Linked DNA regions of Homo sapiens: region 2 is linked to region 1. A link is an interaction called in ENCODE POLR2A ChIA-PET data of the cell type or tissue named here. Cell type or tissue: endothelial cell of umbilical vein. All regions are shown on one strand. Each heading gives the region's core, and the rest is flanking DNA. Links, peaks and the distances in the headings are about the cores only.

Region 1 (17,540 bases), core at 5,006-13,005:
TGGTTCTTTTTCTTGGTATCTCCAGCAAGTGCCTGGCCCAGAATCATACAAGATGAGGGAATAAATTATGACCATCCCAATGTCTTTAACATAAAATAACAAAGGTAGGTGAAGGGAACTGGAAGGAAGGAGACAAATGTGAATTTTAAGATTTTTATGGAGCAGAGATGCTACCCTGTCCCATCAAGCTTTGAGGCCCTGGCAAGACAGGATGCCTGAGCCTGCAAAGCAGAAGCTAGACCTTGGGCAGGAGTGAACTCAACATGGTCAGTGCCACTCTGTGGAGCCCTGTGGGGTGCCCAGCCTGCATCCCCAGCAGACGTCACTCTGCCTCCAGCTCGAGGCAGGGGCTGCAGAGCTTTCCTCTTCAACCTTCAGCTTGAGTTGGCAGGTGCACAGTCAAAACCTTCAGGGTCCTAGAGCATTCATTTTCAGGAAGTAAATCTTCAGGATGTACTGAAGCATCTTCAGAATAGCAAATATGAAGAGGCTGACCCACACTGACAGTTCTGTGATTTACATGATCATATTCAAGAAACAGAGCGAGGCCAATCACATACCCATATGGAAAAATATGAGCTTTGACTTCTAACTCACACCACACACAAAAATTAATCCCAGAAAGATCATAAACCTAATTGTGAAAGATAAATCACTAAAGCTTCTAGAAGATAATATAGGCAAATACCTTCAGATCCTTGGGGGAGATGAATATCTCTTAAATGGGACAAAAACCAAGCAAGCCATAAACAAAAAGACTGATAAACTGCACATCATTAAAAGAATCTCTGTTCAATAAAAATACCATTAGGACATTTAAAAGTCAAGCCCTATAGACTAGAAAAAGATACTTGATATATATACTATTTTTGTCCAGTAAAAGACTCATATCTATAATATACAAAGAGCTCCTTCAAATCAATACATACACATACAACTCAATTTAAGACTGGGATGAAAACTTGGACAGACATTCTATAAAAGAGGATTGACTGGCCAATAAGTAAATGAAAAAGTATCATCTTTAGTCATCAAGGAAATGAAAATTAAAACCACTACACATCTACTAGAGTGGCTAAAATGAAAAAGATTGGTAACACCATTGGCCAGGATAAAGAGCAACTAGAATGCTCATTTGTTGCCAATATGAGTATAAATTAGCACAAATAGTTCAGAAAACTGTTTGGTGGTGGTATCTATTAAAGCTAAACATGCCAGGCACAGTGGCTTACGCCTGTAATCCCAGCACTTTGGGAGGCTGAGGCGGGCGGATCATGAGGTCAGGAGGTCGAGACCATCCTGGCTAACACAGTGAAACCCCATCTCTACTAAAAATACAAAAAATTAGCTGGGTGTGGTGGCACGTGCCTGTAGTCCCAGCTACTCAGGAGGGTGAGGCAGGAGAATTGCTTGAACCGGGGCGGTAGAGGTTGCAGTGAGCCGAGATCACACCACTGCACTCCAGCCTGGGCGTCAGAGAGAGACTCCGTCTCAGGAAAAAAAAGTAAATCTATCCAAGAACCTAGCAATTCCTTTCCCAGGTATATACCCACAGAAATAAGCACTGAGGTTCTCCAAAAGCACGTACAAGATGTTCACTACAGCTTTCTTCATAATAGTCAAAACCTGGAAACAGCTGGGCGTGGTGGCTCACACCTGTAATCCCGGAACTTTGGGAGGCTGAGGCGGGCGGATCACAAGGTCAGGAGTTCGAGACCAGCCTGGCCAATATAGTGAAACCCTGTGTCTACTAAAAATAAAAAAATTAGCTGTGTGCGGTGGCACGTGCCTGTAATCCCAGCTACGTGGGAGGCTGAGGCAGGAGAATCACCTGAACCTGAGAGGCAGAGGTTGTAGTGAGCCAAGATCATGCCACTTCACGCCAGCCTGGGCAGCACAGTGAGATTCCGTCTCAAACAAATCTGGAAACAACCCAAATGTCCATTAACGAGAATGGGTGATAGGCTGTGATATATTTTTACAATGGAGTATTACAGAACAATGGAAAAGAATGAACTACAGTCTTATGCTGTATGTACAGCTGAAGCTCACAGATGTAGTGTTCAGTGAAAGAAACCAGATACAAAAGAGTACATACTGTGTGATTCCATTTATAGGCGTGAGGTTCAACAACAGGAAAAACTAACGCACGGCTCTAGAAGTCAGAATGGTGGTTTTCAAGGGGCACAATGACTGGGAGAAGGTACACAGGAGCCTCTGGTGGGCTAGACATGTTCTAGATCTTGATCTAGGTGGTGGTCACAGGGTGCACATCATAGGTAAATACTCACCAAGGTGGAGGACACTGAAGATCTGGTACTTTAGATACATCATTCCTCAAAAAGTTTTTAACGGAGAAAGTGGGGCAATTCAATGGGGGAAAGGACGGCCTTTTTAACAAATGGTGCTGGTTCTACTGGGTATCTGCATCCTTGATACACAGAAGTTAACTCAAGATGGACCACAGACTCACATGTAAGAGCTAAAATAACATTCTTAGAAGAAATCATGGAAGTAAATCTTCGTGACCTTGGATTAGGTAATGGGTACTTAGATACCACACCAAAAGCACAAGTGACAAAAACTAGATATATTGAACTACATCAAAATTAGAAGCTTTTATGCTGCCAACAATACCATCAAAAGAGTGAACAGAATGGGAGAAAATATTTGTAAATCATGTATCTGGTAAGGTTCTAGTATCCAGAATATATACGATTTAAAGAACTAGCCTGGGCAACATGGTGAAACCTCGTCTCTATAAAAAATATAAAAAAAATTAGCTGGTCTTGGTGGTGTGAGCCTGTAGTCCCAGCTACTCAGGAGGCTAAGGTGGGAGGAGCACCTGAGCCTGGAAAGTTGAGGCTGCAGTGAGCTGAGATCATGCCACTGCACTCCAGCCTGGGTGACAGAGCAAGGCTCTGTCTCAAAAATAAATAAAAAAGAAGAGAAAAAAAGTACTATTATAATCCAACAACAACAACAACAAAACATAGTTTTAAAATGGGCAAAGGTAGGCTGAATGTGGTGGCTAACACTTGTAATCCTGGCACTTTTAGAGGTTGAAGCGGGAGGATCACTTGAGCCCAGGAATTTGAGACCATCCTGGCAACATCACAAAGCCCCATCTCTACAAAAAATTAGCTGGTCATGGTGCCGCATGCCTATAATCCCAGCTACGTGGGAGGCTGAGGTGGGAGAATCACTTGAGGTCGGGAGGTTGAGGCTGCAGTGAGCTGTGATCATGCCACTGCACTCCAGTCTGTACAACACAGTGAGATCCTGTCTCAAAAAAAAAAAAAAAAAAAAAAAAAAGCCAAAGGTTTGGAATAGACATTTCTCCAAAGAAGATACACAAATGGCCAATACACACATGGAAAGATGTTCAACTTCATTAACTGTCAGGGAAACATAGATCAGAACCACGATGAGCTCCCACTTCTTACCCACAGTGATGGCTATCATAATTTTTTAAAAAACTAGACAGTAGGCCAGGCACAGTGGCTCACGGCTGTAATCCCAGCACTTCCGGAGGCTGAGCCAGGTGGATCACGGGGTCAGGAGTTCGAGACCAGCCTGACCAACATGGTGAAACCCCGTCTACTAAAAATACAAAAATTAGCCGGACGAGGTGGCATATACCTATAATCCCATCTACTCAGGAGGGTGAGGCAGGAGAATCACTTGAACCCTTGAACCTGCAGCCAAGATCGTGCCACTGCACTCCAGCCTGGGTGAAAGAGCAAGACTCTGTCTCAAAAAAAAAAAAAAAAAAGTATACTGACAAACCTTGGGAGGCTGAGGCAGGAGAATTGCTTGAAACAGTTCAGTTGTGAACTGCTGGGATGTATGTCACAGCTGATCAACATGTGAAGATACTGGTACTTGATAGCCTGTTAAGGAAAATTTGCTTCCAAATTTTAAGCTGGAAAGTCACTGGAATAACTTTAAAAAAGAATTACAATACCTGGCTTTTTAGATTTTCTTTACGTGTGTTAAGAATTGTGTACAAATTGAAATGTCTGTACTGATCCTCAACTAATAAAATCTCAATTATGAATGAAAAAATAAGTAGTTTTGCAGGAGGCCTGATGTGGGCTGGAGTCACTCTGTGTTCTCCTCCTACAGCAGGGCCTCACTCTCCTCCCCCTCAGCAGCCGACTCTCCAGTTGGGGTCTTCTCTGTTGGGGATTCAGTGTCCCTGGGATAAGAATAACAGTGCCAAGGTTTTGATTCTTGAAAGGAGCAATTTAGCTTCTCACCCCCTCCTCATTTTAGATGGGAACCGTGAGGGCCCTGTCGTCTACCTGGTGTCCCTGTTGAAGATCTCATCCTCATTGGAAGACTCCTTGTCATGCAGCTTCATGGTTTCTTGTTTTTGTTTGTTTTTTTGAGACAGAGTTTTGTTCTTGTTGCCCAGGCTGGAGTGCAATGGTGCGATCTTGGCTCACTGCAACCTCCGCCTCCTGGGTTCAAGCAATTCTCCTGCCTCAGCCTCCCAGGTAGCTGGGATTATAGGCCTGCACCACCACACCTAGCTAATTTTGTATTTTTAGTAGAGACGGGGTTTCGCCATGTTGGTCAGGCTGGTCTTGAACTCCCAACTGTTACGTATGTCCATGTGAGGAGAGTCCACCAACAGGCTTTGTGTGAGCAACAAGGTTGTTTATTTCACTTGGGTGCAAGTGGACTGAGTCCACAAAGAGAGTCAGCAAAGGGAGATGGGGTGGAGCAGCTTTATAGGATTTGGGTAGGTGGTGGAAAATTACAGTTAAAGGTAGTTATCTCTTGCAGACAGGGCAGGGGTCACAAGGTGCAGGATGGGGAGATCATGAGACTCATTGTCCAGGGGAGGAATGTCACAAGGCCAGTTGATTAGTTGGGGTGGGGCAGGAACAAATCACCATGGTGGAATGTCATCAGTGAAGGCAGGAACTGGCTGTTTCATTTTTTTGGTGGTTCTTCAGTTGCTCCAGGCCACCTGGACGAATACCTGCAGATCACAGGGGTTAACGATGGCTTAGCTTGGGCTCAGCGGCCTGACATTGAGGATCCTTCTTTATCTTTTTCTGATGCCCTTCTATGAGAATGAATATGTTTTGGAAGAAAATGCAATTAAGATTATCCATCACAACAACCACTATCTCCAAATCTGTATTCATTGCTTCTATTCATTATTCATTATAAGTCTCATCTACCTGATGAAATAACTTTTTTGAAGATAGGAATTGTATGCTGTTTAACAGTGCTTTGATTCTTCCACAGTTCAGTCATCCTTGATATCTTGCAGGGGATTGGTTCTAGGATACCGCTGCCACGCCATACCAGAATCTGTGGATGCTCAGTCCCTTACATATAATGGTGCAGTATTTGCGTATAACCAACACACATCCCCCCATATACTTTATTGACTTAGAGACAAGATCACCCTCTGTTGCTCAGCCGGAGTGCAGTGTCACAATCACAGCTCACTGCAGCCTCAACCTCCTGGGTTCCAGTGATCCGCCCACCTCAGCCTCTTGAGTAGCTGGGACTACAGGTGCATACCACCACACCTGGCTAATTTTAAAAAAATTTTTATTTTTAGTAAAGACAAGTTCTCACTATACTGCCCAGGTTGGCCTCCCAAAGTATTGGGATTACAAGGGTGAGCCACGGTACCTGGCCCCATGTACTTTAAGTCATCACTAATAAAATGTATAGATATTGTACAATGGTGACAGTTGTTATGCTGTCTTTTCTATTTGTATTTTTATTGTTTCTTTTTTCAAATATTCAGCCTCATCTAGTTGAATCTGAAGATGTGGACCTGATGATGAAGAGGGCTGACTGTATCTAACTTAGGGTCTTGCATGCAGCTGGCACTTAATACATTTTATTGACTATTTTAGCTAACATTCAACAGACAATTCCTAATAAAAAACTCTTAAAAGTAGGAAAAAAAGTCCTTCCTCTAAAGTGGCAGGAAAATCAGCCTAGGCAACATAGCGAGACCTTGTCTCTACAAAAAAAATTTTTTTTAATTAGCTGCCTGCTTGTAGTCCCAGCCACTCAGGAAGCTGAGGCAGGAGGATCCCTTAAGCCCAGGAGCTTGAGGTTACAATGAGCTAGATCACACCATTGCTCTCCAGCCTGGGTGACAACAAGGCCCTGAGAAAGAAGAAAAAAAAAGAAAAAGGAAAGGAAGGAAAGAATATAAGTATTGAAAAGGAAGAGACAAAACTGATTATTTGCATATGAAATGATAAATGTGAGACAGCCAAGGAAGCCTAAGAGAATCAACTAAGTTTGTCTTACTGGAAGTAATATGAGAATTCAATACAGTGGCTATATAAAAATCAAGACAGCAGCACACAGACCTCAACTACTTTTCCCATGTACCACCAATAACTAATTAGAAAATGGAAGGAAGATCCCATTTACAATAGCAATACAAATGTATGGAGTATTTAGGAACAAAAATGCAAAGATCTTTTATCTAACAAAAAATATATAAAATCTATATGATGAAAACCCTAAAACTCTTCTGAAAGACATTAAAAAGAAATGAGTACATGAGGCAGCACATTTCTAGAATGTTGTACAGATGTCAATTCTCAAATTAGTCTACAAATTTAATGTAATCCTATTCAAATCCTCAGATAGTTTTTGGTGGTGGCTGTTTTTGAGACAGGGCCTCGCTCTGTTGCCCAGGCTAGAGTGCAGTGGTATGACTACAGATCACTGCATCCTCGACCTCCCAGGCTCAAGCAATCCTCCCACTTCAGCCTCTGAAGTCTCTCATATGGTGTCCGAGAAATGGGGACAAATCTCACAAAGGGACTAGGCTCAGGAGGGCTGGAATATTCAGGGAAGGTTTCAAGCAGAAAGATGAACTTGAGTTGGCTTTTGAGAGATTCATAGGATTCCCACAGGCAGAGTGAAATAAGGGAATTTTAGATGAACAAACGCACAGACAAAAGCAGAAATGCAGATGGTGTGACTGGGGGATGGTGAGGGGCTGCTCTGGCTGGAATGGAGGGCTGGCTGCCACAATAGTGGAAATGGTAAATGAGGCAAATAAGGTTGGATTGGTAGGATAGCATCAAGGTTGCCAGCTTATTAAATCACTCTTCCAATATGCTAGCACTGGCCTATTGGGAAAAGTAATGCATCATGTAATCAAACAAAAGGCAAACAGAGGCAAGCTCCAGGAATGGGCACTGTAAACAGGACTCACCCTAGAGTGGCCAGATGTAGACTTTAGATATGTTAATGCAGGTTGAGCATCTCTAATCCGAGGGGGAATGTCTCATATGGTGTCCAAGAAATGGGCACATCTCACAGAGGGCCTAGACTCAGGAGGGCTACAGTATGAGACATTTCCCCTCCCTTGTGAACTTAAAAATGTGGCCAACAATTTTTTTAAAAGATGGTTACCCTGCAGTGCTTTAACTGGACCTATTTAGACAACGCCTTACACACTGGAGAAGGATGATACTTTGTGACTCTAATAAATCTACCAGACAATACTTCTCTCTTTTGGCTGTCTCCTTCCTCTCCAGGGTGATGACAACTCCGTGAGGGTGGAGATTATACATCTCTCATCATTTCAGCAACAAGGAAATAAATTAGTGGCAGAGTAAGGGTGACTTGGTGAGTACATCCAATTGTTGACATAGTTTTGGGTGGGAGAAATTTTGCTATTATATCAACTTCTTAAAATGGTCTAGTGGGATTAACTTTGTTTCAATTCACAGAGATCTCTTGGAAGCGAGGATCCTTTAAAAATCCTGGAATATACACTGCAGTAAAAGAACAAAGCATACCTCAGCCTTAAACGACTGAAGAAGAATGTCAAGTGGGGAAGTGGCTTTGGTTTTCAGTTTGTGGGTTCTGAATCCACACAAAGACAGGATTGCTTTCTGAAAACCTGAATTAATTATTGTCCTTACCTCAATAAGACAAAAAATTAGAATCAAAATCGTTAGTATTACAGTCACAGATATCACCAAGATTAGTTTGTTGTTATAGCCATATCCTGGAACTTCTTTCGTGAGCTAAAAAAAAAAAAAAAGAAAAAAGGAAAGAACAATTAAAAAAAGAGTGAAAGCTAACTTTTCAAAACCCCAGTATTCTAGTTGAGTAGCTTACAGGTTCTTTTTTTTTTTTTTTTGAGACAGGGTCTCACTCTGTCACCCAGGCTGGAGTACAGTGGTGTGATCACAGTTCACTGCAGACTCGACCTCCCTGGGCTCAGGTGATCCTCCCACCTCAGCCTCTAGAGTAGCTGGAATTATAGGCACAAGTCACCACACCCAACTAATTTTTGTATTTTTTGTGAAGATAGGGTTTCACTATATTGGTCAAGCTGGTCTCAAACTCCTCTGACTTCAAGTGATCTACCCACCTCGGCCTCCCAAAGTGCTGGGTTTACAGGCGTGAGCTACCATGCCCAGCCTACAGTTCATCCTGTGCACTAATCTGTTTCACTCTCTAAATGAACAAAGTGGGAGATCACTGTCATGGCCAAAGTTACATGGCCAAGACAAACTATGGCCTGGGAGTCCCAGGTTCTCCTGTGTGGGCACTTTCCTGGCATATGCTAAATGATGGGAAAGTCTGGGTCTCATGTTTCTGTGTGGTCCTCACCTCACTCGACTTCTGCTCTTTCTGTTCACTCTGGGCTTCTGTGCTTTCATTAATATAGTTCTTAGTTTTCCACTGGTCTGTATCCCATTCTGCCTTGGACGCCTTTACTTCCTGCTGCTCACTGAGAAGCCTCATCAGGAGGCCTGTCCTGGAGATGAGCTTGGCACAGGTCACTTGCACATAGGTCTCGGAGCAGTCCGTCTTCAAGGTCCAGATAACATGAGAAATGAAGCTTCTCACATCGTTGTTGGGGATGACGGACTGTAGTTGATGGGTTAGCGGAATTTCAAACTGATCACCTGGGGATGAGAGCAATGGGTAACTGAAGCTTTTGGGCTCGGGGGACAGGTCAGTGCCCACGTTGTTGTATTCCCATTTTGTCTCAGTTTGTTTAACAGTTGGCTCTAAGTTGAATGCAGTCCTAGTGGGAATCTGCCTCAGGAAGATGATTGTAGTTTGTGTTTTCAGAGATGGTGCCTTCTGGCATAGTAGTGTTTTCCATAAAAACGTTTTCTTCAGAGGCATTTCTTGCAGTTGTGTTTTTTACAGTAGTGTTTTCTATAAAACATTCTGAAGGAGCAAATACTTCTGGAAAAGGGTTTTCTTGAGGACTCAGGTCTCCTGAGGATGAAAAAGCCCCTTGTGAAGGGGAATTTATGAGGCTCTTCACTGCAGAGAACGGCGGCCTCTTTGCGAGCATCAGTCTATTGAGATAACTTTTCTTTCTCAATTTTCTAATCTTTTTGGCCTTGGGTGTTCTGTGGGCCACACGGGAGTGAGTTTTATGAAAGTGGTATTTTTTTCTGGAATGTACTACTCGTTTAGCAGCCTTCATATTTTTTAACTCTAGCCTTTGCATTTTCTAAAATTAAAATGGTGTAGGCTAAGTCTTTCAATCTGTCTATGACCTGAGGTAGGGCTTTTGCAGTTGTGGAAGGCAGAAGGCATGCCCATGGAGAAGGGTTTCAGCAAAGAGGAGACTGTTGGCTTCTGCTCTTGGGTGAATGAAGGCTTGGTGTAGACGGCGTTTCCCGCTACGTTCTCGGGCCCCTGCACTATGTGAGGCTATTCCAGCTCCCTTGGGGCTGGACTCCCGAGCCTTTTTTCTTTGGCAGCATTCTCCCCAAATGCCTGGGCACCCTGTTCCCTCCTGATACTCTGCTTTCCCACCGCTTTGAAGGGCCTTTTCTGGATGCTCCTTGGGCCCATGAGGACTCTGTTCACTCTCTGCAGGTTTTTGCCTACACTTTGAACCTTTGCCAGGCTGTTTTCCTGTGGTTGGACAGTTTCTAATTTCTTTTCAAATATTTGGCATTTAAATTTGTTACCTAGAAGGCTGGACTGCATAAGCATGGCAGTTTTTTCTTCCCTTTTAACTTCATCGATTTTTTTCTTGTATTTCTGCATCTAACATCTTTTCTAGCAAATACACCTTTCTCAATTTATTTTCATAAGTTGAATTGTTGGATGCAGGTTGAAACAAGGGGCTCTTTGTATTGTTTTTCAAAACAGGAGCTTATCTCCATCTTGCACATTTGAAAAAAGCAGTTTAATGAATGGTAACAACATTGATTCCGCATCTAGATTTCCTGCTGAGAAATAAGGCAAGATGTAATTTAGCGCAGTGATAACATCACTCTTATCATAAGTGTCTAGCTGCTCACTCCCAAAGACTGACAAGTTGATGCCACTGCTGTCTGAGGCTGCCTCCGGCTCAGTAGTCAGCTCAATGCTCATGTGCTTCTTCTGGGCTTGTAACACCTTCATGAACACTCTTTCTGGATTCCCTACAGATGCTTCTTCACCTGTCAAAAAAAAGAGACTGCTTTGATCATGAAAGATAATGGAACGGCATGCATCAGTCCACAGCTGTATGCCCCAGTCACACAAAGTAGGAGTCAGCAAACATTAGAGTGCCATTCAGAGAGGAGAAACACACACCCAAGCCTAAATCTATGAAATGGCAACAACAAAAGGAGGAAAAGACATCTTTTGAAAATATGGCTACTTACTTGGAACATTCCTAGTGTGACATAGAGTAACTCTGCTTAGGATTATTTCGTTGATCCCCAGGGGCCAATTGCCCAGTGCTCAGTCAAAGCCCAAGGTGGAAGACAAGTGCTTCCCTGATGAGCTGTCCTCTCTGCAGACTGCTCCGTACCCTGTGCTGTCCTGCCTCAGATGCAGAGAGAGCACAAGCCTCCCTCCTCATCCTCAGTGTGCCTGTGTTCTTACTACCATCACAGCTGAATGCAATGAAAGGCTATCCTCTGAGAGGAGCAGGGTGGAGATGCTAAAGTGGAGGCCCCCTCCCATTGCTGATAGATCCTCATCTGGCATGCACTCCACCCACCCACCCCATTCTCTGCTACCACATATCGTAGCCCCATTAAAGAAGAAGTGACATGGAAAAAACACTGTGCCCACCCTAGTCCTTTTCTTAAATTTGGGCAGAGATCCAGGGTATAGGTTAAGAGATTTTTAATTTGCCAGATGGTATGCCTATGTTGTTAAATATACAATGAATCTATGGTATGATAGCAGTTTCTGGATAAACATTACTTGAGGTCCTAAAATGCAGAAGGGAAAAAGCAGCTTTTGTCAGATGCTTACTTTGCTTTCATTTCATCTCTAATATTTTGGATGGGGAACCATCCAAAGCTTCTGGCCGCATGAAGGTCAAGTGTGCCAGTGTGCAGCTGGGTTTCTTTTCCAGAATTAAAAGTATTTTGGGTGGTGCTGAGGGTCAGAGGAAGAAGTAAAAATTGTGAGAAAGGAGAAACATGGGCTTGGGGAGAACCCAGAATTGGGGACAGAAGACCTGGCACTAAGCTATAGCACTTAGCACCTCTGATCTTGTTTTTCCTCGTCCGTAAAAGGAGATTAACAATGCTTTTCTGCCCACCTCTTGGGGAGAAGGGAATAATTTAGTTGGTAAAAAAAAAACTTTTGAATAATAAGCAACTCTGTCTTTATATAAGTAGCCAAGCATTATTAATTATCCACCCCATATCACTGGTAGATACCTGTATTCAAGCTATGTGGACATAAAAGCAGTCACATTTTAGAAGTCATGAAGTTGGTGCTAATAAACCTAATCTACAGAAAAACTCTTGAAAGCACTTGAGCATTTGTTCTGTGAATAGAAAGGTTTGAGATTCAGAGCAAGTTCAGAGTTGGATGGTCTAAGAATGGAAAAGCCCTCCATTCCATTAGAAGAGCCAGGGAGCAATTTCTGGTTATGGAACCAGAAGCTCTCAGGCTTCAAATAAAACAGCATCACTTGTACTCTTATAAAATTGTAAAAACAAAAACAAAACTGGATCTACATTTGTCCTAAAAGGCAGAGAGTACTTGAGACCTCATGCATATAAAACCAGCTTACAAACTACATCGCACTATATGAAGAAATTATCACTGGGGGCAAATCACCAAGTAGGGAGCACAATACACAGGGTGTGGATGTTAATGTCATTCCCTAGCCTTCTCATTCCCTTCTCTTGGTCCTTTATGCATATGGAACAGTTCCATTATTAAATTTTGTAATAATAACTGAGAACCTGACTCCCAGCAAGGGAGTAGTTCAGAAGTTGAGGGAGTTTAAATCTGAATGAGTAAATAAAGCAATTATATCATTAGCTTAAAATTTTATCATCAATTAAAAATAAATTTAAAAACAAATACTTAAAATAATGTAACAATTTATCACCAGGCAATTTGGACTCACGACAATGTGTGGTGTTTGTCAGACATGCACTGTTGCAATGCAGCTTGACTGTCTTGCAGACAGCCTCAATGCTATTTTTAAATTGGCAGAGGCAGCAGGCCATATGGCTAGGTAAGATCCTATAAGATGAAAACACAAAACAATAAATAGTGGTAAAGCAGTTACTTGAGTAGGCAAAGGAGGCAGGCCAACGCTACCACAGGGCTGGGCAGAAAGGTGTTACTGAGGCCTGTGGACTGGACAGTTGGGTAGGAACCAGAAGGGCAATGGGAAGGAGGACAAAGGTGCCCAACTGAAGGGTAAGCATGGCAGTGAGTATGGTATGCCTAGAATAAAAGTGGTTGGGATTAGAATTGGGTGACACTGATCAGTAGTTTAATTCAGAAGTATCTCTTCCCAACTCAAAAGTCTCACTTTGGGCTGAAAGTACACAGGAAGAAAGTAGACTTCTAAGAAGAGTCTGAATAAGCCCCCAACTTCTGGAGTCCCTTTCTCAATTTCTGTTGGCAGTGGGAAATATTAGAAATTACTCTGGGCATTAAAAATAGCTCAGTTTAACCTGGATTGTGGGGTTAAAAAAATAACAGATTGCATTGGCCAAATCTCGACAATTTGAGCATTCAAAAGAGTAACAATAAGCTACAACATAATTAATATATAAAAAAGAATCCATGAAGAATGATATTTAAAAAGAGAGGGAGTTGTTCTTTAATGAAATAATGCCAGCTAATGAATGTAGAAGGAATGACAGAATTTTAAAAAGTGTTACTTTGCAACCACCAATGTAATAAAAATTGATTCAGACAAGGATTGTCATTGATGGACACAGCTGGGTGAGAAGACATTTGAGAACAGGATCTTTACTGATCTCAAAGTACCACCACACAGATATTTTATTAATTACCAAAGGGAAAAATTATTTTTTATTTTTTTATGAGACAAAGTCTCACTCTGTCACCCAGGCTGAAATACAGTGGCAAAATCGTAGCTCACAACAGCCTCGACCCCCACCCTGGGCTCAAGTGAGTCTCCAAATTCAGCCCCCCAAGTATATGGGACTATAGTCTTGTACCACCACACCCAGCTAATTTTTTTTTTTTTTTTTTTTTTTTTTTGTATTTTTAGTAGAGACAGGGTTTCACCTTGTTGCTCAGGCTGGTCTAAAACTCCTGGACTCAAGCGATCTGCCCGTCTCGGCCTTCCAAAGTGCTGGGATTATAAGCATGAGCCACCACACCCAGCAAAATAACTACAATGGAGAGATCTGGAAGATCACCTTAAACAAGTGATCAAACTTAGCATTATGAGCCACCTGCAATCACGAGGCAGGAAGGATATATCACCTATGCAGTATTTTTCCCAAAAATGCTTACCTTGAATCTCATCATGTGGAAACAGACAAATCCAGATTATGGGACAATTTACAAAACAACTATCTTTGACTCTTAAAAAATGCCATGTCATGAAAGATCAAAAAAAGTAGAGGAATGTTTTAGATTAAAGGAAATGAAGACATGACATGCAGTGCCTAATCTTTGATTGGATTCTGTGCTATTCTTTCATCTTTCTGGTATGTTTGAATTTTTTTTGAAATATAAACTTGGGCAAAAGAGATAACCAAGATAATTGATTAATTTATTGTTATGGCTCATTGGGGGCAGTTTCAGAGAAATAAAAACAATCTTTGTAACTGGAGTAAATTCTCAAGGTTAATCTTAAGCAATATAGCATGGTCATTAAGAATACAGATTCCACAGCCAGACTAGGCTTAAATCCCAGCTCTGTGAATAATGTGAATTTGGGCACATTGATTAATCTCTGTTCCTTGGCCTTGTCATTATAATAGTACCTACCTCTAATGAGTTTTGAGGATTAGATGAATCAGTACCTGAAAAATGCCTGACACACAGTGAGTGCTCAATAAATGTTAACTACTGTAATTATTACATTACAGAGGTTGTGGGGGGGCCTTTTCTGAGTCCTCCAAAAGGATGACTTTATTAGGGCCACATTAAGACTGTGGAAACAGAAGAGTATTCAACAGATAAATGAAGTCTATGAGTTGGGGGTACAATTTATGGAGTTTTAGATTAAAACTGCATCCAATAAGTTGGTCTGACACATCTTTCAAACCTATAGAGGAATAATCACAAGTGACTAGTATTCCTTTGGGTCCAATAGAGGTCTCTGATCTTCATACAGATTGAATGTACCCAGAACCGTAACCTAGCATTTTACTTATATAGCAACCTTAACTCTGACACAAAAGTGTTTCTTTTGTTTTGAGGCCAAGTCTCACTCTGTTACACAGGCTGAGTGCAGTGGTGCAATCTCACTTCACTGCAGCCTCTGCCTCCTGGGCTCAAATGATCCTCCCACCTCAGCCTCCTGAGTAGCTAGAACTACAGGTGAGTGCCACCATGCCTGGCTCATTTTTGTATTTTTTGTAGAGATGGGGTTTCACCATGTTGCCCAGGCTGGTCTCAAACTCCTGAGCTCAAGCAACCCTCTCTCCTTGGCCTCCCAAAGTGCTGGGATTACAGGCATGAGCCTGAAGTTTAATTGTTATTCTTTTCCTGCCCCCGACTTTTGATTTTAAACATTTTCTTTTTTTCCTTTAAGCCTTAGGATGGCTAGGAAGCATTTTCAGATGGTATAATGAACACCTGTATAACTTTCATCTGGAATCAACAGTTGCTAATACTTTGCCACATTTGCTTTCCATGTGTGTATGTCTATACATTTTCTGGACAAACCATTTGAGAGTCAGTTGCAGACAAAATGACCCTTTGCCATTAAAGACTTCAGTGTGCAGCCCCTAAGAAGCAAGGCATTCTCCTGCATAACCAGAGGACTATCATCACCCAATGGAACTTCATATTATCATTGTCTACTATGCAGCCCATATACACATTTTCACAATTGTCCCAATCATAACATGGCTTAAAAAATTCAGAATCCAATCCAACATCAGACATTGCATTTAGCGTTCATGATTTTTTTTTTTTTTTTTGTAGAAAGACCTTTAATACTTCTGTTTACAAAATTCAGGCATACATTTCAGTTTGCCCTGAACCGTGCCCAAGGCTGTGTGCTCATCTCTGCCAGGATGTCTGTGCCCTCATGTACTGCTGACGTGGAGGGTGCAGAGCAGAGCCTGGGGTCTGGAGGCTTCGCTGGGCCTCAGGGGGAGGGGAATGTGAATGTGGCCCGGCCCAGAGGACCCTCCATTTCATCAGTTTTGGATTGGGCAACAGAGGAAGCAGATGTCTGGGCTGCAGACCTGCTGGTCTGGGCAGGGGTTTGGGAACCCCGGGGTTGCCTGCCATGGTCTAGAGGAGATGGCTGCGGCTACTTCCCACAGGGTGGGGTGGCCACTAGGGGCTTGAAGATTTGCTCACTGGAGCCTTTGTGCTTGGCCCTCAGCAGCACAGCTGGGGCTGTGGTCCCGTGCAAGGTGTGCTGAGGGTTGTGTAGGTGGCTGGTGGTGGCAGCTTGTGCCAGAGTGACACAGGCTTCTGTGGGCCTGGCTGGGGGCAGTTAAAAAGCCGAAAAGGTACTTGGCTTTGTGAGGGCAAGGCTTGGGAGGCGGGGCCCTGCAGGACGTCATGTTCTCTGTCCTGGTTAGGAGGGGGGAGGTGTTGGGGGGGGGAAGGTGGGGCAGATCCCAACTGGCCCCTGTCCCTGGGCTGCAAGCTGACAGCAGGCCAGGGAAGCAGTGAGGCCTTCTGCCCTGGCCTTGGGGAGAAGGAGTGCATGTGTGAGGCTGGGATACAGTGGCCCTGGAGTGGGGCTAGGGCTCATCGCCAGCACCAGGCGCGGGGAGGATTTAAAACCAGAGTCCTGTCTCTGAGCCACCCCACAGGGACGCTTGATCCAAGCCTGTTAAGGCCGTGGAACTCGAGGGTAGGCAGTGGGCTGGGCCACCGTGGGTTCAGGATGGAGGTGTGGGGGCTGCCCTGGAGGAACGTTAGTGTTTCTGAGAGCACCTTAGTGTTGCTCTGCCTCAGCCAGCTGGGCAAGGAGTTGGGGAGCGGGGAGGAGGCCGGCGCCATGGAGTGGGGAAGGGAGCCGTCACTGTTGGGGATCAGCCGCTAGTGTAAACGAGCATCTCCACCCACCCAGATAAGCCCCCCACCCAAGTGTGGAGCCCTGCTCAGGGAGTACCTCAAGGGCCCCGGCCTGGGTGGCGCCAGCAGGCTTGGACACTGCCCTGGCAGCAGGGGCCCCGTGGAAGGCAGGATACCCAGCAGGGGGTGCCACCCAGTGTGGATGGAGGGGCAGGGCGGGGGCGCCCCTGAGTCACTGGGCAGAGGCACGAGCACGTCCACATAGCTGAGCAGGAAGAAGCCCGACTGGCCGTCCAGCATGCCCTCGTATCAGTTCTCGTTCATCTGGTTGATCAGCATGAAGACATCGCCCTCATGGAAGCCCAGCTCCCTATCTTTCTCCGGCTCCAAGTCATACAGCCCTTGCAGCTCGGCTGGTCTAGGGGCGGCATGCTCCTGCTAGGAGTCCAGATGGACTTGTCGTAAGATCGGAAAGAGGACGAAGCTGCGATCTTGGGGACTGTGGTGCAGGGGAAGCCCCGGTTGGACTGCTCAGGCTTTCCGAGGTCAAAGCACTCCCGGGGCTTGGGCTTATACTCCCGCCTGGGTCGTGAGGAAGCTTCCCGGATCCTGCACTTGAACTTCTGGGCCAGCTGGTCCAGGATCTGCACGGCCTGCCGGTGGTAGTCCAGCTGCGCCTCTGCCAAGGCCGGGAGTTGACTCACCTACTGGATGTCGGTCTCCAGGAGGTTGTGCATGCTGGTTTCTGCCACCTCCTTGGACTCCTCAAACTTCTCCAGCGCCTGGTGCAGCTCCTCTTCGGGGATCTTGCCCTGCCGCTTCTTTTAGTCAAAGTCCAGGCGGCGGCCCTCCAGCTTCTGCAGGTGGTGCTGGATCTCCTTCAGGTCTTTCTCACATAGGTTCTGGAGGGGGTCAATGAAGTTATGCTTGACCTCTATGTCCAGGGAGTCCTTCACCTCTGCCAGGTGCTTCATGGGCTCGCCGGCATCCAGCAGTGCATCGCTGAAGTTGGACTCGTCGCGCAGCTCCTTCCCATGGCGGATCAGGCACTCGCCCAGGAGCCCCCCTGACTGCAGGTAGCCGGGGTTCTTCACCTGGCCCCGGATCTTGCA
Region 2 (13,458 bases), core at 1,214-9,213, 86 kb after region 1:
AGCACTTGGGACCTGCAGCCCGCCATGCCTGAGCCTCCCCTGCCCCCGTGGGCTCCTGTGTGGCCTGAGCCTCCCTGACGAGCACCGCCCCCTGCCCCACGGCGCCCAGTCCCATCGACCACCCTAGGGCTGAGAAGTGCGGGCACAGGGCGCGGGACTGGCAGGCAGCTCCACCTGCGGCCCCAGTGCGGGATCCACTGGGTGAAGCCAGCTGGGCTCCTGACTCTGGTGGGGGACTTGAAGAACCTTTATGTCTATCTAAGGGATTGTAAATACACCAATCGGCACTCTGTATCTAGCTCAAGGTTTATAAATGCACCAATCAGCACCCTGTGTGTAGCTCAGGGTTTGTGAATGCACCAATCGACAATCTGTATCTAGCTAATCTAGTGGGGAGGTGGAGAACCTTTGTGTTTAGCTCAGGGATTGTAAAGGCACCAGTCAGCGCCCTGTCAAAAGAGACCACTCGGCTCTCTGTAAAATGGACCAATCAGCAGGATTTTGAGTGGGGCCTGATAAGAATAAAAGCAGGCTGCCCCAGCCAGCAGTGGCAACCCATTCAGGTCCCATTCCACATTGTGGAAGCTTTGTTCTTTCGCTCTTTGTGGTGAATTTTGCTGCTGCTCACTCTTTGGGTCCACACTGCCTTTACGAGCTGTAATACTCACCGCGACGGTCTGCAGCTTCACTCCTAAAGCCAGCGAGACCACGAACCAACCAGGAGGAACAAACAACTCCAGACACGTCGCCTTAAGAGCGGTAACACTCACCTGGAAGGTCAAGGTCTGCAGCTTCACTCCTGAAGCCAGCGAGACCACGAACCCACCAGAAGGAAGAAACTCCAAACACATCCGAGCACCAGAAGGAACAAACTCCGGACACGCCGCCTTTAAGAACTGTGACACTCAGCGCGAGGGTCTGCGGCTTCATTCTTGAAGTTAGTGAGACCAGGAACCCACCAATGCTGGACACTAACATAAACTGGAAAAAGGTAATTTGTTTTGCCGGATGGTCAGAATCGTTGCCAGACTTGTCCGGGGAGGCTGTATGGAGAATAAAAGGAATGAATTCAGTGTCAGATATTTATGTCTTATATGTAGAAAGGACTACATGTAAATTTTTGCCAACTTAATTTTAGTACTTTTTTTTTTTTTTTTGATGGAGTCTTGCTCTGTCGCCTAGGCTGGAGTGCAATGGCGCGATCTTGGCTCACTGCAACCTCCACCTCCTGTGCTTAAGCGATTCTCCTGCCTCAGCCTCCCCAGCAGCTGGGATTACAGGCGCCCATCAGCATGCCCGGCTAATTTTTGTGTTTTTAGTAGAGATGGGGTTTCACTATGTTGGCCAGGCTGGTCTCAAATTGCTGACCTCAAGTGATCCGCCTGCCTCTGCCTCCCAAAGTGTTGGGATTACAGGCGTGAGCCACTATGCCCGGCCTTTAGATGTGTCTTGTATTTTGCATGCAAGCGTGTGTTAGTGATGGACTTCTTTTGTAAAATAATATTATAGAAGAAAATAATTGTGGGTGTGTGTGTGTGTGTGTGTGTGTATATGTATATATATATATATATATATATTTTTTTTTTTTTTTATACAGAGTCTCCTCTCAGGCTGGAGTGCAGTGACGTGATTCTGACTCATGGCAACCTCCACCTCCCGGATCAAGTGATTCTCCTGTTTCAGCCTCCTGAGAAGCTGGGATTACAGGTGCCTGCCACCATACCCGGCTAAGTTTTGTATGTTTAGTAGAGATGAGGTTTCACCATGTTGGCCAGGCTGGTCTTGAACTCATAAACTCAGGTGATCCACCCCCTTTGGCCCCCCAAAATGCTGGGATTACAGGCTTGAGCCACCACCCCAGCCCCAGTATATTCTTTTGATTTTAAAAATTAAAATATTATAAAATTAAAACCCAAACCACAATGAGATACCACTTCACATTCACTAGCAGGGCTGTAATGTTTAAAAAAAATAAAAATAAAAAGTGTTGGGGAGGATTTGGGGAAATTGGAACCATTATGTATTGTTAGAGAGAATGTAAAACCATGTAACACTGGAAAATGCTTTGGCAGTTACTCAAAAAGTTAAACTTAGAGCTACTATATGACCCGGTAATTCTATTCATACATATATAGTCAAAAAAGAATTGCAAACAAATGGTCATGCAAAAACGTATACACATATGTATACAGCAGCATTATTCTCAATGACCAAAAGGTGGAAACAGCCTACATGTGCATTAACTGATGAATGGATAACCCAAATGTGATTGATCCATATAACAGATACATTATTCAGCCTTGGAAGGAAATTCCGACATGTTACAACATGGAGAACCCTTGAGGGCATTATGCTAAGCGAAATAAGCCAGTCACCAAAGGACAAATACTGTGTGATTCCACTCATGAGGTACTTAGAGTGTTCAAATTGGTAAAGACAGAAAGTAGAAGGGTGATTACTGTAGGCTGGGAGAAGGAGAGAATGGGGAGTTAGTGCTTAATAGGTACGAGTTTCCATTTGGGAAGATGAAAAAGTTCTGGAGATTGGTTGTACAACAATGTGAATATACTTAACTCTACTGAATTGTACACTTAAAAATGGTTAGAGACAACCAGGTGTGGTAGCTCATGCCTGTAATTCCAGCACTTTGGGGGGCCACGGTGGGAGGATCACTTGAGTCCAGGAGTTCAAGATCAGCCTGGGCAACATAGAGAAATCCTGTCTCTACAAACAATGCAAAAATTAGCCAGGTGTGGTGGTGTGTGCCTGTGGTCCTAGTTACTTGTGAGACTGAGGTAGGAGGATCACCTGAGCCCAAGGAGGTTGAGGCTGCACTGAGCTGTGTTTACACCATTGCACTCCAGCCTGAAAGACAGAGTGAGACCCTGTCTCAAAAAAAAAGGGGGGGGGGGAGGTGGTTAGAGTGTAAATTTTATGTTATGCATACTTTACCACAATTTTCAAAAATTATTTGAAAGAAGCCACACACAAAAATCTTGTTTAGTGAAATCACGTATTGTATGATTTCGTTTATATGGAATGTCCCAAATGGGCAAATTCACAGGAAGTAAGTAAATACTTGCCAGGAAATGGGAGGGGAAATGGTTGAGTAGGGCCAGTGATTCTGGGGCTTCTTTCTGGGGTGATGAAAATGTTCTGGAATTGGCCGGGCACGGTGGCTCACGCCTGTAATCCCAGCGCTTTGGGAGGCCGATGCGGTAGGATCATGAGGTCAGGAGATCGAGACCATCCTGGCTAACACAGTGAAACCCCGTTTCTACTAAAAATGCAAAAAAATTAGCTGGGCGTGGTGGCGGGCATCTGTAGTCCCAGCAACTCGGGAGGCTGAGGCAGGAGAATGGTGTGAACCTGGGAGGTGGAGATTGCAGTGAGCCAAGATTACACCACTGCACTCCAGCCTGGGCAACAAAGCAAGATTCCGTCTTAAAAAAAAAAAAAAGAAAAAATGTTTTGGAATTAAATAGTGGTGATGGTTTTACAACCTTGTGAATACTATACTAAAACCCACTAAATTGTGCACTTATTTAAAAGGGTGAATTTATGGTGTATAAATTAATTATATCTCAATAAAAATAAAAAGTGGTATGAAGAATTGGGAAAACATATGTATATGTATATATATGTATATATGTATATGTATATATATGTATATGTATATATGTGTATATGTATATATGTATATGTATATATGTGTATATGTATATATGTATATGTATATATGTGTATATGTATATATGTATGTGTATGTATATGTATATATGTACATGTATATATATGTATATGTATATATGTGTGTGTATGTATATATATATGCCTTGAGTCTTTTTTAATCAGTTCCCTTTGTCCTTTTAAGTTATACCCAACTGATACTATATTATCATAAGGTTTCCAGTCCAGATCTATCTGTATATCTTTATCTCTATCTATATATATCTGTATTTATATATCTCCAGAAAAATATGCAAAATGGCTTGCTGATTTTCTTTTGATTTTAAAACTTAACATGTTTTTGGCCAGGTGTGGTGACCCACACCTGTAATCCCAGCACTTTGGGAGGCCAAGGTGGGTGGATCACTTTAACCCAGTAATTCAAGACCAGCCTGGGCAACATATCGACACCCCCTTTTCTACAAAAAATACAAAAATTAGCTAGGCATGGTGGCACGTGCCTGTAGTTCCAGCTACTTGAGAAGCTGAGGCAAGAGGATTGCTTGAGCCCAGGAGGCAGAGGTTGCAGTGAGCCAAGAATATACCACTGCACTCCAGCCTGGGTGACAGAACCAAATCTTGTTTCAAAGAAGAAAAAAAAATCTACCCTTGAAGTGGCTTATGCCTGTGATCCCAACACTTTGGGAGGCTAAGGCAGGAGGATGCCTTGAGCCCAGGAGTTTGAGGCTGCAGTGAGCTATGATTATGCCATTGCACTCCAGCTTGGGAGACAGAAAGAGACCTTGTCACAAAAATAAATAATTTAATTAAATAATTTTTTTTCTTTTCTTTCTTTTTTCAGGGTCTCTTTCACCCTGTCATCCAGGTTGGGGTGCAACGGCTCAATCTCAGCTAACTGCCACCTCCACCTCCTAGGTTCAAGCGATACTCCCACCTCAGCCTACCAAGTAGCTAGGATTATACAGGTGCACACCACCACACCTGGCTAATGTCTTTTGTTTGTGTATTTTTTGTAGAGATGGGGGTTTTGTCATGTTGCCTAAACTCCTGGGTTCAAGCAATCCACCGACCTCAGCCTCCCAAAGTGCTGGGATTACAGGAGTGAGCCATCGCACCTGGCCAATTTTTTCCTTTTACTGTGTCTGTGGTTCCACAACTTCCTTTTTTCCTGTTCTCTATGGACTTTCTACCTCATTTGGACTCTGCTTAGATTGGCCTAGTTCTCTTTAATCAAATCTTCAGGAACCAATTCATTACCATTAAAAATGATCTAACAAGCTTTATTTTTTATCATTGTTAAAAATCCTCGTTTTGAGTAACACAACCACAAAGTAAAGAATGTTATCATTGATTTAACCAGTAAAAGACAATACTTAACAATAAAATTTTAAAAACATACGCCAGCCGGCTTACCTGGTGAAAAAAATGATTGCGGCTGCAAGCTGCATTTGCCAGACAATGGTTTTAGATTTGCTGTGCACGCTGAACGCCATGAAAAATGGACTGCCTGGCCTCTTCATAAGGAAATCAATTACTTGCCTCTTTCTGAGTGAAAAGAATGAAAGGATTTAAAAAATCATAATAACCAAAATGGGGAGAATAAAACAAACTGGGCAGAGGGATGGGCTACTTTGCGTCTTCAGCTTCTGAAGTCTTCAAAGCCCTCTTCCAGTTCTTAGAATTAGGTCACATGAAAAAATCTGGTAGGATGAAATGAGTGTCAGAGCAGGGAATGGAAAGGAGAGTAGAAACTTTATCAATGTGCTGTCGAGAGGTCTGAATCCACACTGATTCTTGATTCTTTGTGGCTGGAAGCTTACGGAATCTTCGCTGTCTATGGTGTTCTGCAGTTTTACAGTGATACGCCCTTGTGTGGGCCACTTTCATCCACGAGGTATTTTTGGTGGGCGTTTTCAATCTGGCAATTGTGTTTGATTCTGAGAACTTCTCCTGACAACTTCCTCTTTTCCCTCTTGTATTTATCTTGAGCTATGATTTTATTGAACGTTGGACTTCCTATTTTGGTCTTCTGACATTCTTATCATTTCTCTCCAGTTTTCCTCTTTGTCTCTTTTTCTTTTTGGGGTATTTGTATGTGTTCAGGTTTTTAAGATTTCCTTATCTTGGTCGTCCAACCCTACTATCCAGTTTTTCCTTTCTGCTACCATATTTTTATTATCTAAGAGCTCTTTTGTTTTTAGAATCTTCCTTTAAAAAAATTAGTAAAATCCTGTTTCTGTGTCCTGGATATAGTATTTTCTCTTACTTTTCTGAGGCTATTAATGACAGGTTTTTTTTTTTCTCCTCTGTGCATGGTCTGTTTCTTCTAAGTTGCTGCTTCCTATTCTTTTTTTTTTTTATTTCTTCCTCAGATGTTTATTAATTCTTAATTTTCTGCTTCTCATTAACATCGTGGTACTCTGTAGCCAGTTGGAAGCTCTGAGCAAGTGGGTGGGCCTTATCAATTTTGACTTAACCATTGGATGATTTTCATTGTCTCTTTTATTGGGGGAAATCCCTCTTGTCAGTATCTTGAGGTCTGTCCTCGAGAGTAAGCTCTAGAGGAGCGATGGCATGGAAAGGCCTTTTCCTGTGTCCTGCTTGAAGCATGGAGGTCTTGCTGGTGGTATTCTGGTGGCTGAGTGGTGGAAGAAAGCTTCATTTATTGTGCACACAGCATTTACTATGTATATCGTCACTTAAATCCTCAGTTTTCTGTACAGTACCTTTCTTCACAACTGAGCGTGGTTTCTCCCAGTCCAGGGAACCTCAGTTTACCTCCTCTAGAGACTAGACCTTTGGCAGCTTGAAGGGGAGAGAGATGGTTTAGGAATCTGCTCCAGCCAGTTCCCTATTCTAGAGACACCCCTCCTTGTTATCATTGCGTTTTGAGGATTGTGTTCTCAACTTCACCTTCCTTTTTAGTTGGAGATCAGACTTTCTTGAGTCTGCTGAGGCAGTAATCACTTGTTCATCTACTTTCAGAATTTTTTTTTTAATTGTGTGTCTCCTACTTTATCCTTATGAGTTAGTCTTTAACAATTTTTTTTTTTTTGACAGGGTCTCACTTTGTCACCCAAGCTCTGAACTGCAGTGGCGCTATCTTGGCTAACTGTAGCTTCGACCTCCTGGGCTCAAGCAGTCCTCCTGCTTCAGTCCCGCAAATAGCTGGGACTACAGGTGTGTGACACCACGCCCGGCTAATTTTTGCATTTTTTGTAGAGACAGGGTTTCACCATGTTACTCAGGCTGGTCTCGAACTTGTGAGCTCAAGCCATCTGCCCTCCTCGGCCTCTCAAAGTGCTGGGATTATAGGCGTGAGCCACTGCGTCCAGACTAACAATATTTCTTTAGTATGGTTTTAAGAAGGTTTCAGGAGGGAGCAAAATGAAATCTGTCACCTTAACCCAGAAACTGCTAAGAGAAACAATACATAAGGTTTTAAATGTATATTCTATGTCTTTTGGTTTGGATCAGATATTTTAAGAAATATGTGTAAAATATGTGTAACTTTTTTCTTTTCTTGCTCCCTTACCTCCCAAACATCTGGTCATGGTATTCATTGTGCCATTTTTTGCTTTTGTCTTTGTTTTAACATTTCACTGTTGAGGTGGTAACATGGAAACCTTTGTCAGCAAGGTCATTCCAAATGGTGAAATAACTGTAACCACATTTTTAAAGTTTAAAGTTTACTGCTCTCAGGAAGCTGAGGCACAGGAATCGCTTGAACCTAGGAGGCGGAGGTTGCAATGAGCCGAGATGGAGCCACTGTACTCCAGCCTGGGTGATGGAGTGAGACTCTGTCTGTCTCCAAAAAAAAAAGTTTACTGCTGTGTTGTCATTGTAAGTGGAAATTCAGTGATGGCTGCCTGTCAGGGAGCCCGGTGCTTGTACTCTGTATAGACATTCAGCAGTTATAGCAGGTCACATTCACGCAATCTCAAGTGCCCTCTTGAAAGGAGCTCATAGTCATCAGGATGGCTGGGAACAAATTAGGAAGTAAGTGAAATTTAGTCCATGCTCCAATTCTCCCATTCCTGTGCCTTCCTTTCTGTGCTGCTTGTCCTTACCCTTTGGATATTCACTCTCACTGCCTCTTTCTTTCCCTGTGCTGCCCTTTTTGGCCAGATACAGACCAAAGGTGTCTTGTCCACATACAGAAAAACCTTGACATCTGTAAGGCTCATTACACAGTAATCAGTGGTATAGGTCTTAGTTTCAGAGACCTGTAAAAAGAAGTAGTTGTGATAAGTTAGTAACAGCCAAGAGCAACATTTAGTGAGCACTTCATGCATGCCTCACAGTGTCCTAAGCATTTTATGTATTTTAAAATTAAACCTCCCAACAGCCCAATAACGCAGGTACTATATTTTTAAATTTTATTTTACTTTTAATTAATCACTTTTGGAGACAGGGTCTCACTGTCGCCCAGGCTAGAGTGCAGTGGCATGATCATGGCTCACTGCAGCCTCAATCTCCCAGGCTCAGGCTGTCCTCTCACCTCAGCCCCCCTAGGAGCTGGGACTACAGGCATGTGCCACCACGCCCAGCTGATTTTTTTATTTTTTATTTTGTAGAGGTCTCACTGTGTTGGCCAGGCTGGTCTCGAACTCCTGGGTTCAAGCAATCCTCCCACCGCAGCCTCCCAAAGTGATAGGATTACAGGCCTGGGTCACCATGCCCTGCCTTGCAGGCACTATTTTTGTCTGCATTTTATAGATGAAGAGACTAAATCTCAAAGAGGTTAAATAATTTGCCCTTGATTTGCCCAAGATCCTATGGCTCTTAGGAGGTAGAACCTGGAATTTTTTTCAGAACGTATTTTATGAGAGTATTTTCAATACCTTATTTTATACTGTAGTCTATAGAGTTTTCAAACCATCTTCTTGAGAAATCTGCAACTTGCATTGTTTTAGCTGTTAAAACCAATGCTTATAACTCGAGGAGAAAGATACTGTAATGGTTTTTGTTATATCTGCAGTGAGTATTTATGAAATCTTTAGGCCGGGCACGGTGGCTCACGCCTGTAATCCCAGCACTTCGGGAGGCTGAGGCGGGCAGATCACAAGGTCAGGAGTTTGAGACCATCCTGCCTAACATGGTGAAATCCCATCTCTACTAAAAACACACAAAAAAATTAGCCAGGCGTGGTGGCACGTGCCTGTAGTTCCAGCTACTCGGGAGGCTGAAGCAGGAGAATGGTGTGAACCCGGGAGGTGGAGCTTGCAGTGAGCCGAGTTTGCGCCCCTGCACTCCAGCCTGGGCGACAGAGCGAGACTCCGTCTCAAAAAAAAAAAAAAAAAAGTCTTTAAAATTTTGAAATAAAGGCGTTTTAAGAAAATCTCAACTAAGTGGCCTTTCAGAAAAGTTCTGTTTCCTGATATATCAGTATCAATATATGAAACAGCATTCAGGGAAGCAAAATATATACTATTTGATAGTTACATAAATGCAAACCTTTGAAATCACATGACTCAGATGACAAATACCTGTGGGTGAATTTTTGATACATTGTCGAGGAAATCAAATATTCTGTTTTTCTTAGTGGAACAGTAAAATTCTTTACTCAAGTTATATTTGTCAATAAAACTGTTCATTTAAGTTTATTTGCTTTAAAAGCTATAGTCGTCATTCAAATTGCCTTTTTTGATGCATAATAAAGTGCACAGATTTTAAAGATGATTTCAGGCAAATAGGATTATCTTTTTCCATGCTGTGATATCTTGAGTATTTTTCTATGTAAAGTCAAGTAGGAAACTTTAAACATAGTGATAATTAAGTGTTCTGTGTCAACAATTTTGACAAATCTGAAAGATTTTACATCTTTTATGAAAATGAGATTAAAGTAATTTCAGTTTAACTGTACTTTTGTGGTAGATTACATGTGGACTCCTCATGATAGTTTTAAAGCCATGTAAAATTTTCACACAGTTTATAGTATGCAGAGGTTTTAATTGTAATGTTAGCAATTTATAGAAATTAAGTTTTCCATTATTGCTTTTATTTAATAAGTGCTTAAAAATATGTTATTTGTATAGGTTAGTGAAGCATATAATAAAAAAGATTTTTTTTTTTTTTTTTTTTGAGATGGAGGCTGGCTCTGTCGCCCAGGCTGGAGTACAGTGACGTGATCTCAGCTCACTGCAAGCTCCACCTCCCGGGTTCACGCCATTCTCCTGCCTCAGCCTCCTGAGTAGCTGGGACTACAGGCGCCCGCCATCACGCCCACCTAATTTTGTGTATTTTTAGTAGAGATGGGATTTCACCATGTTAGCCAGGATGGTCTCGATCTCCTGACCTCGTGATCTGCCTGCCTCTGCCTCCCAAAGTGCTGGGATTACAGGCATGAGCCACCGTGTCCGGCCAAAAAAAAGGTTCTTATACATGAATTTATGGTCCACCTGAGGAACCAAGACATATTCAGCATATAACTTAGAGGTCAGTTTTCATTCATTATGTAAGTGGGCCAATCTTTGTTAACTATTGCTTTTATCCTGTCAATCTTTGCTCTGAAATTAGGACCTACTAAAATAGAAATGGGCAGATAAGATTAGCATGTTTTTCTGTCACTGTCCATTCTAAATAAAACTACGTGAACACAGCATTATGTTTTATTTTTTTTTTGTAGAGACAGAGTCTCACTATGTTGCCAGGCTGGTCTCGAACTCCTGGGCTCAAGCGATCCTCCAGCCTTGGCCTCCCGAAGTGCTAGGATTACAACAGGTGTGAACCACCACACGCATTTAAGCAGCATTTAAAATCAATCTATATTCTTTTCATTTTCCAAATGAACTAAACTATACTTTTAAATCTATACAGCTTTCTACTCCCCTTTCTAGCTACAAGCCACATGTGAGCTTATTGACTTTAGTTGCCATCAGACCTGTGTCTGAATTCCTTCTGTCCACATTCAGTTCTGTATGTCCAGCAGACTCCTGGACATGTCTGCAAAGCAGGCACCTCAAATGTGTTTAAAACTGAACTCATAATTTCCCCCCATTACCTACTCTTCATCTAGTGTTCTCATCTTAGTAAATGGGATTACTGTCCCACCAGCTGCTCAAGCTAGAAATATGAGAATAAACTTTTTCCTTTATTGTTTGCTATGCCTTTAAAATAAATATTGAATCAGTTTCTCTCCATTCCCACTGTCCCTCCGTGATACAAGCCAGTGTCATCTCGATTAGACTAGTCGGTCACCCCTAAAGTGGTCTATATGTAACCCCCTACCTCAACCCTCCAAGATTTATTTTTTATTTTTTGAGATGGAGTCTCACCCAGGCTGGAGTGCAGTGGCCCAATCTCGGCTCACTGCAACCCCCAAAAATTCAAGCAATTCTCTTACCTTAGCCTCCCAGGTAGCTGGGATTACAGGTGCACCTGGCTAATTTTGTATTTTTAGTAGAGACAGGGTTTCACCATGTTGGCCAGGCTGGTCTTGAACGCCTGACCTTGTAATCCGCCCGCCTCAGCCTCCCAAAGTGCTGAGATGACAGGTGTGAGCCACCGTGCCCAGCTGCATCAGCCTTTTTCTAACCGGCCTTCCCTTCCAGCTTCCTCCACTCTAGCTAAACTAGATGGCTTCTTTGCCCCACACCTCTCACCTCTTCTGTCTGGTTCTGTTTGCCACATGGCAAATCCTACTCATCCTTCAAGACCCAGTTCAAGGGAGGATATCCCAATTGCTATGCATCCTGGGCTAGAAGCAGTTCTTTCTCTGAGTACTTATCCCATGTTACTGCTTTTTCAGGGAACTTAAATCATTCCACATTACTGCTATTATTATTATTACTATTATTTATTGAGATAGGGTCTCACTCTGCCACCCAGGCTGGAGTGCAGTGGCACAGTCATAGGCCACTTTCGCTTTGACTTCCCAGGTTTAAGTGATCCTCCCACCTCAGCCTCTCAAGTAGCTGGGACCACAGTTACGCACCACCACATCTGGCAAATTTTTTTTTTTTTTTTGTAGAGATGAGGTCTCGCTATATTGCCCAGGCTGGTCTCTAACTCCTGAGCTCAAACAATCTGCCCACCTCAGTCTCCCGAAGTGCTGGGATTGTAGGCATGAGCCACCTCGCCTGACCTCTGTACCTTATTTTGAAGCTATTATTGTTCATAGATTCTTAGCTCCTCCACTCCACTGTGCTGTGAACTCGACATTGCTACACAGATGCTCCTGTTAAGCTCTTTGAGTGCCCATCAGATTCAATCTAATTCAAATCTCAATCAAATTGTGATGAGAATCTGACTGTGGAGGAGTGGAGAGAATGCCACCCTGCCAGTATGGAGACTGGCTCTCCAGTTTTATAGCATATGAATTATATCTCAATAAGGCTGTTCAAAGAATCTGAGACTTCAGTCACTCCACAAAGTTAGCAAAGAGATTAAAAGTAAATATGGCAAAATGTTAGCTTTTCTGAGTGATGGGAATCACAAAATATTTTGTCTTCTTTATACTTCTCTGTTTTCTAAATTTTCTACAAAGAGCATTGGTTACTTTTATATGAAGAAAAAACTTAATAAACATTTAGAGGCAGAAGATCAGCCCTGCATTTGACCTGCAAAGACTATGCCTCCCCTTGCTTTACAAGAGTTCACCTACTGCATTGATCTCGGTCATCACATGTGTAACTATTTGTCTTCCAGTCTGACTTCTAGATTAGACTGTAAGCTCCCGGAAGTCAGAGATCACTGTATTTGTCTCATTTGCCTCTGAATCCTCAGTCTAGTAGCTTGATGGGTATATACCCATCAAGTATAAGTGCTCAAAAAATGTTTGTAGAATTTAACTGAATTTGTTAAATGTCTACTATGTCACCCATGTGCTGGACACTTTGGGTGATAAGAAAATGATCCACTTATGGAGTTGAATTTAAGATGCTTCCAGTCCAGCAGGGGAGAAGACACAGGTGCATAAGTACTTAAGCCAAGATACCATTCGAGGGGACTAGATAAAATGCTCCAACCCTTCAGAGAAAGGCAATTCCTTCCATCTACGTGCAATCAGGGACACTTTTTTTCTTTTTCTTTCTCTTTTTTTTTTTTTTTTGAGACAGGGTCTCAATCTGTCTCGCCCAGGCTGGGGTGCAGTGGTGCGATCTCGGCTCACTACAACCTCCGCCTCCTGGGTTCAAGCGATTCCCCTGCCTCAGCCTCTGGGGTAGCTGGGATTACAGGTGCATGCCTCCACGCCCGGCTAATTTTTGTATTCTTTAGTAGAGACAAGGTTTCTCCATGTTGGCCAGGCTGGTCTTGAACTCCTGACTTCAGGTGATCCACCCGCCTCGGCCCCGCAAAGTGCTAGGATTACAGGCGTGAGCCACTGTGCCCAGCTGTTTCTTTTTCTTTTTTGAGGCAGAGTCTCGCTCTGTCACCCAGGGTGGAGTGCAGAAGTGGGATCACAGTTCACTGCAGCCTTGACCTCCTGGGTCAAGTGATCTTCCTGCCTCAGCCCTCAGCTCCCCCCCCCGCCCCCCCGGTAGCTAGGACCCCAAGTGCATGCCACCGTGCCCAACTATTTATTTATTTATTTAGTAGAGTCAGGGTCTCACTGTGTTGCCCAGGCTGGCAGGGATACTTTTGTGGAAGAGAAGGCATTTGGGCTGGGGCTTTAAAGATGTCTTTAATTTACCTAGACCTAAGATGCAGGAAAGGGTGCATGCCAGATGGTGGAACATTGCGTCAGTAAGAAAGCCAGAGGCAGGGCACGGTGGCTCACGCCTGTAATCCCAGCACTTTGGGAGGCCGAGGCAGGCGGACCACGAG

Evidence for each region. ChIA-PET counts read pairs that join two places held together with the same protein. Peaks named below come from ENCODE experiments on the same cell type or tissue, not always from the same donor. Only the 100,000 strongest peaks of a DNase experiment are listed, where the experiment ranks them.
Region 2: POLR2A ChIA-PET joins it to region 1 with 6 read pairs; 3 of 35 experiments call an interaction of 5 or more read pairs at or near these places.

What each region holds. Positions count from the first base shown.
Region 1 is chr17:68,117,846-68,135,385 of GRCh38, forward strand. It overlaps LINC00674 (long intergenic non-protein coding RNA 674), which reads left to right. Exons shown (of 6, transcript NR_027418.1): 5 at 7,545-7,635; 6 at 7,740-17,540. It also overlaps the pseudogene LRRC37A16P and the pseudogene SH3GL1P3. Among named protein-coding and RNA genes, the nearest start is that of LINC00674, 25 kb to the left of the region's middle. In endothelial cell of umbilical vein, for the core only: no CTCF peak of the experiment used is centred there; no DNase peak of the experiment used is centred there.
Region 2 is chr17:68,208,057-68,221,514 of GRCh38, forward strand. It overlaps a transcript of AMZ2 not described here. Among named protein-coding and RNA genes, the nearest start is that of AMZ2, 33 kb to the right of the region's middle. In endothelial cell of umbilical vein, for the core only: no CTCF peak of the experiment used is centred there; a DNase peak (open chromatin) is centred at 5,705.